Linked DNA regions of Homo sapiens: regions 1 and 2 are each linked to region 3. The links are chromatin contacts, found by Hi-C or POLR2A ChIA-PET in ENCODE. All regions are on one chromosome and are shown on one strand. Each heading gives the region's core, a stretch centred on a gene start or an enhancer-like site at or near the end of the contact. The rest is flanking DNA. Distances are from core to core; before and after follow the strand shown.

The links. A loop is a pair of places that touch in the nucleus more often than their neighbours do. ChIA-PET counts read pairs that join two places held with the same protein, here RNA polymerase II (POLR2A). Pooled maps may share reads with other maps.
Region 1: a pooled map shows a loop between it and region 3 (11-fold over the local background). The contact joins the promoter of CYBA here to the promoter of ANKRD11 in region 3. A Hi-C loop is called at or near these places in 1 of 168 maps with a recorded cell type or tissue (CD8-positive, alpha-beta T cell), 5 of 37 single-sample maps with no recorded cell type and 10 of 50 pooled maps.
Region 2: a pooled map shows a loop between it and region 3 (6-fold over the local background). The contact joins the promoter of CDT1 here to the promoter of ANKRD11 in region 3. A Hi-C loop is called at or near these places in 2 of 168 maps with a recorded cell type or tissue (K562 and naive thymus-derived CD4-positive, alpha-beta T cell), 12 of 37 single-sample maps with no recorded cell type and 14 of 50 pooled maps. POLR2A ChIA-PET finds 5 or more read pairs at or near these places in 4 of 52 experiments (CD4-positive, alpha-beta T cell, H1, activated B cell and 1 more).

Annotation. Positions count from the first base shown.
Region 1 is chr16:88,648,834-88,652,302 of GRCh38, reverse strand. It overlaps CYBA (cytochrome b-245 alpha chain), which reads left to right and starts at 1,250. Exons shown (of 6, transcript NM_000101.4): 1 at 1,250-1,347. The coding sequence starts at 1,290. MVD (mevalonate diphosphate decarboxylase) reads left to right here. Exons shown (of 10, transcript NM_002461.3): 10 at 1-363. RefSeq lists enhancers at 651-800, 228-1,122, 1,123-2,016, 2,017-2,912 and silencers at 1,061-1,340, 1,491-1,640.
Region 2 is chr16:88,802,139-88,805,538 of GRCh38, reverse strand. It overlaps CDT1 (chromatin licensing and DNA replication factor 1), which reads right to left and starts at 1,750. Exons shown (of 10, transcript NM_030928.4): 1 at 1,480-1,750; 2 at 872-994; 3 at 641-777; 4 at 1-99. The coding sequence starts at 1,707. RefSeq lists enhancers at 1-318, 319-1,202, 1,921-2,496 and silencers at 1,559-1,668, 1,749-1,988.
Region 3 is chr16:89,489,234-89,492,379 of GRCh38, reverse strand. ANKRD11 (ankyrin repeat domain containing 11) reads left to right here and starts at 1,819. Exons shown (of 13, transcript NM_013275.6): 1 at 1,819-2,135. It overlaps LOC101930112 (a long non-coding RNA gene), which reads right to left and starts at 1,410. Exons shown (of 2, transcript XR_933895.4): 1 at 994-1,410. RefSeq lists silencers at 1,100-1,149, 1,270-1,359, 1,560-2,039, 2,614-2,663, 2,744-2,853 and 1 more and enhancers at 2,245-2,759, 2,760-3,146.

The DNA of each region.
Region 1 (3,469 bases), core at 1-2,500, 840 kb after region 3:
TTTGCCAAGATGGGATGGGGAGGGGGTATGAGAACTGGCAGAGCCTCGGTGCAGCAGGGCTGAAGGGCTTTCTCACCCCAGCTCTGGCTATGCCCAGTTCTCTGAGAAAGGAGCTCAGTGGGGAGGTGGTCCCTCCAGCGGACCAGGGAAGGGGTCACCGTGCTGGGAGCAGCCTCCTTGGGCCTCAGGAAACCACCAAGTGCCTCGGATGGTGGCTGCCCACGGCGCTTCTGCTGAGACCCTGCCCCCGGCCCAGGTGTCTCGGAGGGTGGCTGCCCACGGCCTGGGTGTGGCTGGAATGGTGGCAGGAGTGGGCACCAGTGCGGCCCCGGTGGCCATGGGGAATAAACCAGCATTGCTGCCTCCGGCCTCCGCCGTTTTTCTGTTTCGTAAACCAGCATCCCGGGGTTCCTGCTCTGAGTGACCCTGGCACCTGTCAGGGAGTCCAGGTGTGCCCCATGAGGGCCTGGGGGAGGGGCAGGCTGGGCAGAGCCACAGAGGGGCTCCCCTCAAACCCCACATTGGCTCAGGTGGGACCCTCAGGAGCAACCCCAGGTCTAAAGTCTTCCCATGGGCGCTGGGCTCACCACCCCCACGCCAGCCCCTGCCTCCCGTACCCAGGCCGGACGTGACGGGGCCGTCCCTGCATTCTGTGCTTTCCCAGTTGTACACATCCTGTCCCCTCCCTCGAGTCTCAGTCACAGTTCAGTGACCTGGTGACGGGAGGCCCCCTGCAGTGTCTGACCCAGGCCACGCCTGTGCCAGCCCAGAGCCAGGGGGAGGAAATGGGGGCTGGGCCTCTGGTCCCCATGGGGAGGCCACCCTTGTCCTTGGTAGCATCAGGGTGCAGAGGTGTTCCCGGGCTGTAGGGGTGACTCCCCCACCCCCCAAGGCTCTGGAGAGGCCGATTTGCTCAGGAAGCCGACCTTCACACCTTGTCCTGCTATTAATAGACGCCTGGTTGACACGGGACCCTCGGTTGGGTCCGGAGCATTGGGCAGGGGCACTTGTCAGTGTTTGAGAGCTGAAGTTTGGGAAGCCCTGGGGAAGCGCAGGAACTCCCCGCCTGGGCTGGGGCTGCCGGGCAGGGCCCCTCCTATGCCTCGGCGTGGCTAGAGAGGGCGGGGGCAGAAGGCTCCGGGACAGCCCTGCACCCTACAGATGCGGGTCTCCGCCCAGCCGCGGTCACCTGGGGGGCTGGGGGCGGGGCCTGGGCGGGGCGGGGTTCGGCCGGGAGCGCAGGGGCGGCAGTGCGCGCCTAGCAGTGTCCCAGCCGGGTTCGTGTCGCCATGGGGCAGATCGAGTGGGCCATGTGGGCCAACGAACAGGCGCTGGCGTCCGGCCTGAGTGAGTGCACGTCAGGGACGGTGGAGGCTGCAGCCTGGAGGGGTGTCCCAAGACCCCAGCCGGGACCTCGGGCTACTTACAGGGTGGGGAAGTGGGGCGCCAGGCGGGCCAGGCCGGGCCGGGGTCAGGCCAGGAGGGTGCGGGGAACGGGGGCGGGACCCTCAGGCCGCGGGCTGGAAGGAGGAGTTCTGAGACCCCCAGTAATTCCCTTGCAGACCCTGCGGAGCGCGGCGCCCCTCCCCCATTCCCTTCTCTCGGTCCCCCGACTCCGCGAAGGAGGAAGTTGCAGCGCAGGGGAAGAGGCGGTTCAGCCCCGGTGGTTTCCGGGGTCACCGCCCCGAAGCCCCCGAGTGGGGGCTCCGGCCTGGGCATCGGGAGAAGCTCCCCTGCCCCTCGGTAGCCAGCTGGCCTGGAGGTCGCTCTCCCTGGGCTTGGGGTGGGGAATGGGCTCATGCCCTGGGGCTCAGCCCTTCTCATCTGGAGTCTGCGCTGGAGGCGGTCTGAGATTTCACAAGGCGCCGAAACCACCCAGTGACGGCCCTGCCCAGCCCAGCTGCACAGGCACTTTGCTCTTGGGGTGGGATGGCACAGCCCCCAGTCACCCTCCTGTGCATTTGCTCAGAGGTTCTGGTGAGGGCAGCGGACTCCATTTGGAAATGGACCCTCTCGGGACCAGGGCCAGGGAGTGTCTGGCCCAGCACGGGTGAGGCTGGGCTCAGGCGAGGTCTGAGGGCAGAGGCACCACTGCAGCAGCTCCAGGAAGGACCTGCACCGGGGGAGGAGTGCCTGGGAAGGGCCTGGGGGCTGAGGGTGAGGAGGAGGGGCCCGCTGCCACCACTCCCCTGGGGCTCTGAGCGCCCTCCCTGTTGTCTGGAGGGTGCGTGGCAGCTGGAGTGGGAGCAGAGACCTCAGGGTGGGAGGGCTGGAGGACGGGGCCCTGCAGCCTGTCCTGTGCCCAGGAAAGTGACCGCCTGCTTCGAGTCAGCGGCCAAGAAGTCGGTGGGTCAGTTCAGACAGCTCTCCCCAGAGCTGCCCCGTGAGACTCACCCTGCCTGCCCCGCACTCCCTACAGGAAGTAGACGGACTGAGGGCACCCAGCTGGGAGCCAGGAGACCTGGGCTCTAGTCTGGCCTCCTGCTGAAACCCTCCAGGGGCTCCTGGCCCGAAGAGTTAGAGCCAGACTGGACGCCCTGCACTGCCCGCCCTGGCCTCCCGGCTCTCCGGCCCCCTCCTCCAGCTGCCGTGCTTCCTTTCTGTTCCTAGATCTCCTGAGCGTGCCCCAGGGCCTCGGCACAAGCTGCTGCTTCTGCAGAGCCTCATGGCTGTCTCATTTATTTCTCAATTCAAATGCCACCTGCCTGGGGAGGTCCTTCCAGACCGTGCAGCCCCAGGAGGCAGCTGGCCCGGAGACAGCAGGGCCTTGACAAAGAGTCCCCCCTGTACACAGCAGGTGCTCTGTAAATGTGGCTGGGTGCCAGAATACGTCCTCAGACCTCCCTGGTGGCACCAGCGGCAGCTTTGCACCCTCTTTCGGATGGCAGGCTCGGGACCAGGACGGTCCCCAAAGATGCATGGACAATTGGCTGAGTAGACTCAAGGACACTGCCCTCCCCTCCTCCGACGCAGACAGACAAACCCAGAGAGTTAATGTGTAGCTGGGCTCAAACCAAGGATAGGAAATCTTCCAACAAGACCATGTGGAGACAAAAACAGAATGGCTGGCAGGGCAAGGTGGCTACACCTGTAATCCTAGCACTTTGGGAGGCCAAGGCGGGCGGATCACGAGGTCAGGAGATCGAGACCATCCTGGCTAACACAGTGAAACCCCGTCTCTACTAAAAATACAAAAAATTAGCCGGGTATGGTGGCAGGCGCGCATAGTCCCAGCTACTCGGGAGGCTGAGGCAGGAGAATCGCTTCAACCTGGGAGGTGGAGGTTGTAGTGAGCTGAGATCACGCCACGGAACTCCAGCCTGGGTGACAGGGCAAGACTCTGTCTCCAAAAAAAAAAAAAAAAAGAAATAAAATAGTAGGAAGGACCAGGCGCCGTGGCTCATGCCTGTAATCCCAACACTCTGGGAGGCCAAGGCGGGCGGATTCCCTGAGGTCAGGAGTTCGAGAC
Region 2 (3,400 bases), core at 501-3,000, 690 kb after region 3:
ATCTCCGCCAGCACCTGGTACTTGTAGGGCAGCACGAGTCCCGGCAGGCCGGGCTGGGCCAGGGCATGGAAGCGCTGGTAGGCGGGCGCCTTCTCGCCACTGTCAGGGAGGGAGGAGCCTCATGAGAAGCAGTAGGCCCCTACCCCTCCAACGCCACAGCAGGCCCCTCGGCCAGGGAGACCCTCCGATGGGGCCTGCCATGCCACACACGATGGCTTTCGCGGCCCTTGCACACCCACCAGCACTGGCACCGTTAGGGGTAGCAGTGGTGACGGGAAAGCCCGGCTCCACACCCCAGCTCTGCTGTGTCCACGCAGCTCCCCCAGGGAAGCTCTGCCCTCTCCCCAGCGCAGTTTCGTCAGCTCTCAGGGGCAGAGGCAGACAACACACCAATGCATCAGGAGCATTTGAAACCTGCCAGAGTCCCCGAGGCAGGAGCTGCCCCCCGCAGGAGGGACTGAGGGCACAGCGCCAGCAGTGCCCGGGACCTTTTTCTCAGGGGTCTGGGTCCGCGCCCTGGTGACCTCACCACCACCCTCCCTGGAAGGAGCAGACCTGGGCCTCTGACAGGCTCGCTGGGCCACGCCTGCCACCAACCCGGCCTTTGCCGGGGCCTCGTGGCCGCCCACCCAGCACTCACCATGGCTCCTCAGGGCGGCCCTCGGCCTCTGGGGTGCAGGACTCCCCAGCATCCTGGGCACTGGCCTTCAGCGCCCGGACTCTTGCCCCCAGCTCCCGGGCCCGTTGCAGGCATGACGCAAGCTCAGAGATGGTGTCCTTCAGGGGGATCAGGGGACACGGTGCCGTCAGGCAGGCAGGCAGGCCGGCACCACTCAGCCCTCCCGCATCTGCCCCAGGCCCCGCCCCTCACCTGGTCCTGCGCGGATGTCAGGTGGGGCGGCTGACCTGCTGCCGGGGTGGATTTCTTTATCTTCTGGCCCGGAGAAGGGCAGGCTGGGATGTCTGGGGCCTCGGGGGTACTGGGGCTGGAAACCTGGTGGGAGGGACCCCAAGGGTGAACTCATGACAAGACCTGGTGCTCCTGGCTCTGCAGAGGACCCCGAAGGATCAGAAGCCGCTCTGAGTTAACTGGGACGGGCATGGCTGGGGGGCTTAGGACTTCCCGTAGATGGTGGTCTGTGCTAAGGCCGGGGACACAGCCTTGCTCTCGTCTTCCGGGGCCGTTTCCAGGTCGGACCCCTGCCCTGGCCTCGCAGAGAAGCTGGACTTCCAGCCCCATCATCGGATCCCGGTGCAAGCCCCCCAGTGCCTCCTGCTCATCTCAGGAGCCAGCCAAGTCCCCAGTGGTGGCAGGGCGCCCCCAGGATCCCCCGGCCTGTCCCAGAGTTCCCTGCGCCCCGTCCCCCCCGCCTGTTTCCCCGCCCCCGTCCCTCCGCCTCAGTTTCCCCGAGCCCTGCCCCCCGGGCCTCAGTCTCCCCGCCCCCAACTCCCCGGCCTCAGTCTCCCCACGCCCCTCACCTCGTCCACCGACAGCCGCAGTCTCCTGCGGGCCGGTGGCCTGGCCTGGTCGCGTCCGGGGGCGGCGGGCGGGCGGGCGCGCTTGCGGCTGCCACTGGTAGCGGAGGCCGGGGCGCGGAGTGCGGGCCTGGCGGGGCTGGGGGTGCGGCAGGCCAGCTTGGGCGGCGCGATGCGGGGGGGCCCGGGGCGGCGGCGCGCGAAGAAGTCGGTGACGCGGCGCTGCTCCATGGCGGCGGAGTGCGCGGCGAAAGCAAGGAAAGAAGGAAGGGAGGAAGAGGCGGGCGCGGTTCCCGCCAAATTTCCCGCGGGCGCCCTGGCCCCGCCCCCGGCGCGGACCGAACCATCGGGGCAGAGCACGGGGGGAGGGAAGGGACGGGGCGCGCATGCGCGCTGGTGGGCGCGGGCACCGGCTTGGCCGCGCGCATGCGCCGACGTGCGGGCGTGGACTCGCCGGCGGGCGCCGTCGTGCGTGGGACTTTAGCGCGGTCTCCGGATCCCGCGTGTGGCTCCCACTTTTCAGGGCGTGTCAGTGGGGCCGCTGGCTTCAGGGTCAGAATGAGCGCAATCCAGGCAAACAGCAGCGCGCGCCTGACAAAACCCCGGCGCTGCCCGGGGGAGCCGAGGACGGCGCGGCCTGGGGGGCTGCAGGCTCGAGCTGGTAAAGGCGCTTCCCCCGCGGGCCGCACGCTCCTTATTTCTTTTTTTAAAACTATTTCTGGCTGGGCGCGGTGGCTCACGCCTGTAATCCCAGTACTTTGGGAGGCCGAGGCGGGCGGATCATGAGGTCAGGAGATCGAGACCATCCTGGCTAACACGGTGAAACCCCGTCTCTACTAAAAATACAAAAAATTAGCCGGGCGTGGTGGTGGGCACCTGTGGTCCCAGCTACTCAAAAGGCTGAGGCCTGAGAATGGCGTGAACCCCGTGGGGCGGAGCCTGCAGTGAGCCGAGATCGCGCCACTGCACTCCAGCCTGGGCGACAGCGAGACTCCGTCTCAAAAAAAAAAAAAAAACTATTTCTATCGAGGCGGAGATTACGTTGCCGGGTGGTCTCGAACTCCCCGGTTCAGTGATCCGCTCTCTTGGAACTGCCCCCTCCCAAAGCGCTGCGATCACAGGCGTGGCCTCCGCGATCCGCGTTGCTCGCTTTTTAAAAGGGTGGATTTGATATGTGAATTATTTCTCAATCAAGCTATTACATGGAAACGAAGAAAAGGGGCCGGGCGCGATGGTTCACGCCTGTAATCCCAGCACTTTGAAAGGCCGAGGCGGGCGGATCACCTGAGGTCAGGAGTTCGAGACCAGCCTGACCAACATGGTAAAACCCCCTCTCTACTAAAAATACAAAAATTAGCCAGGCGTGGTGGCGGGCGCCTGTAATTCCAACTGCTTGGGGGGCTGAGGCAGCAGAATCGCTTGAACCCGGGAGGCGAAATGGCGCCACTGCACTTCAGCCTGAGCGAAAGAGCGAGAAACTCCGTCTCAAAAAAAAAAAAAAAAAAAAAAAAGGAAAGAAAAGAAACTGCCTTTAGCATGGCTGAGGGCTGAGATTTTAAAGTTTTAGTTCTTAAAACCTATAGCGCTCCTATCTGGGAAACGGCCTAGAGCGCGGTTTATCTGGAGAGCCCGAGCCACAGCCACTCCTTCCAGAGACGCCAATAAGCAGGGCCAGGCGCAGCGCTGCGGAAGTCCCCCGCAAAGCAATGCGGGCCGCCGGGGCCTGGAGGCCTGCGAGGGAAGGGGACGCGGGTGGAGGCGGCCAGGGCTCAGAGGAGGGCTTCTGTTTTCCCATTTTCCAAGTTTTCTGTAAAAAGCGTGAATTGTGCCTATTTTTTTTTAAGTTAAAGGAATAGAAACCGGTTTGATGATGCAACTGGTGCTTGCAAAATACCTCAAAGGTGGCCTGCACGGTGGCTCACGC
Region 3 (3,146 bases), core at 570-3,069:
CCATAGGTGATGATGGGGTCCAGGACTCTGAATTTCGTCAATTTTACCAAATACTTCGTCCAGTGAGGCAAATATGGAAACACTTGGATCACCTCTTCGTGAACGCACATCAGCGCATACGCCGGCTGTTTTTATCAGGCGCTCACCCCTCATCCAATGGCGTGACTAGTTGTGGGTGGAGCCCGAAATCTGGCTGCCTAGAGAAGGCTGAAGGTCCAGTTATAGCATAACTAATGTTTCCCCAGAGCTCACATACGTGCCAAGCACCGTGCTACAGCCTCCACAGCCCCTTCATTTAATCTTCCCGATGGGCCTATGAAATAGGTGCTCCTGGCCCGCACCGTGGCTCATGCCTCTAATCCCAGCACTTTGGGAAGCTGAGGAGGGAGGGTCGCTTGAGTCCAGGATTTCAAGACCAGCCTGGGAAACACACAGAGAGCCTATCTCTACGAAAATTTAAAAAATTAGCCGGGTGTGGTGATGCCTGACTGTGGTCCCACCTACTTAGTAGGCTAAGGTGGGAGGATCCTCTGAGCCCGGGAAGCTGAGGCTGCAGTTAGCACTGCACTCCAGCATGGGCGACAGAGTGAGACCCTGACTCAAAAAAAAAAAAAAAAAAGAATAGGTGCTACTTGTAGTTCCCATTTTACCCACCAAGAAACTGAAGATCTGAGAGACAAAGCCTACAGGGTGACCGCTAGTCACTGGTAGGGCTGGGATTTGAACAGGGGCGGTTTAACAACTGATCTCTCGACCATAATGCGTGTTGCCCAAGAAAAAAGACCGTCCTCACGGTCCTATCCACTCCGGACTTTGCAATTCCGTTATTTCGTAAATTGAGGCCTATAAATAGTTTGCTTACCCGTTGTCTTAGTCCCCAGTAACATGCAGAACTAAAGAAGAAACTGAAGGAGCACCGATTTTGTTCACCTTGCTTTTTGGTTTAGTTCTGGAGGAGAACACAGGTGCACTTAGAACAGGATCCACACTTACCAGAGGCTTGATTCATTTTAGCTGCAAAGAAAACCAGTCCTCGTCTACCTTTTTCGCGTGTTGGAGAACTAACTAGCAAGGCAGGGAATGCGGTTCGTGGGCGCTTGGCCTCCTCAAGCGGCTCAGGCTCTCAGAGCGCGAGGCCCAGGGGCTCTGGAGCCGCGGCCGCGACGCGCCCGAGGGCCGTTCTCTTCGACGGCAGAGCAAGAGTCACCGCGCGGGAGCCCCGAGCGACCGCCCCGCTGCCCCGGTACCCTCCCCTCGCAGCCGCCCAGAGCTCTTCATGCCCCGTGACGCCCGTTAGGGCAGCGCGGCCGGAGGCCGGGCCGGACGTGGCCCGAGATGTCCGGGGGCAGGCAGAAGACCACGGGCACGCGACAGGCAACCGCCGCCTCGGCTCTAGAGGTGGACGTTTTGTCTCCCTGCGCTTCAATACCAGATTTTGTTTCCAGACGACATCCCTGTTGCTTCCGGCACTTGGAAAGACCAATCGTCAGGCCCGAGAATGCAAGACCCACCCTCCTTTGCGACGGAGGCAGCCAATCCAGTTGCTCGCTACTTCCAGTGTCGCATGCGCCCTTACGCAGGACCCTGCCCAATCGTTACCGGGACGTCCTCCTAGTCCCGCCTCCGGACCGCCAGAGAGGCTGTCAATCCCGCCTCTCTCCTTCACTCCATTAGCGCACTAACTCACGGCGCTGTGACGTGCACAGCCCCTGCGGCCGGCCGGGGCGGGCCAATGGCGGTGGCGGATACGGCGGGCCAATGGGCGGGAGCGTCTCATGCGGCCGGCTCCCGCCGCAGCCGCCGCTGGGTCCTGGAGCCAGAGGCCGCCCTGAGACGGTGCGCGATGGACCGAGGGCCCCAGCCGGGGAGGCGCCGCCGCCGAGCCCGCGGCCAGACGCCCCATCAGTAGCGTCCGCACCGGGAGCCGCGGCTCTCGCCCGAGCCGTGGGCGCGCCCGAGGGGCGGGCTCGCCTCCCGCCGTCCCTCGCAGCTCTGCCGGGCCCGAGCCCGCGCCGCCGCCGCCGCCGCCTTGCCGCTCGGGCCGCGCGGCCCGGGAAACGCGGCCGCGGGCTGCATGGGCAGCGCCCGCGCCCCGCCGCTGAGCCGTCGCGGAGCCGCGCAGCCCTCGGAGCACGGTGAGAGGCGCCGCTGGTCTGGGGGCGGTGGTCGGGGCGGGCACGGGGCATTCGCGCGGCCTTGCGGCCTGCAGGCCTTCCCCGGCGACGGAGCTGCGCCGCGGGCCTCCGGGCGGGCCTGGGGGGTCGGGGCCGGGTGGGCGGGGGTCTTTGGGGGCCCGGGGCGATCGTGAGGGACCAATAATGGGTCCCGGAGCGGGCCTACGGGTCCGGGTTCGGGGCAGCCGGGGGTCTTTGGGGGCCCGGGGTGGCCGTGAGGGGCCCATAGGGGGCTCCGGGGGGGGCCTGGGAGGTCGGCGGAGCTTGGGTCGGCCGTAAGGGGCGGACGGGGGCTCCGGGCGGGCCTGGGTGGCCGGGGGCCCGCGGCGGCTCTGAGGGGCCGATTGGGGGCTCCGGGGCGGGCCTGGGGGCCGTGGGGGCCCGGGGCGGCCGTGAGAGGCGGACAGGGGGCTCCGGGGCGGGCCTCGGGGGCTCGGAGCGGCCGTGAGGGGCGGACGGGGGGCTTCGGGGCGGGCCTGCAGGTCTTGGGGACCTGAGGCTGCCGGGAGGGGCTGCCAGGGGGCGCTGGCCGGGCGCCGGGTTCTGCGGAGCTGGGGCGCCGACCTCTGACCCGCGAGAGGGGCGCCTTCGCCGTGCTGGTCGTAGTTGTTATTCTCAGCGTCCCTATTATTATCGCTGTTTTGAAATGAGAGCAGGCGGCTCTCGGGCTCCGAGCCGGAGGGGGAGGGCGAACTGGGGACCTGGGGGCGTCGGGGTTGCAGGAGGCGCGCGTAGGCCGAGGAGGGGCAGGAATGCGGGCAGCCGTGTGGGGGGTGTTAGGGGGAGGGTAGGCGGGCGGGTGTGGGGGGTGGCTGGGAGGAAAGCGGTGGCGGTGGCGGCTGCAACAGCAGCCCTTGGCCTCAAGGAACAATGTGAGACGTTGCCTGAAATGTTAATTTCCGTTCCTCATTTCATCATCCCCTGGCAGGGCGGTAGCTGTGTGTGTGGTGTATGTGTGTGCGCGCGCGCGCG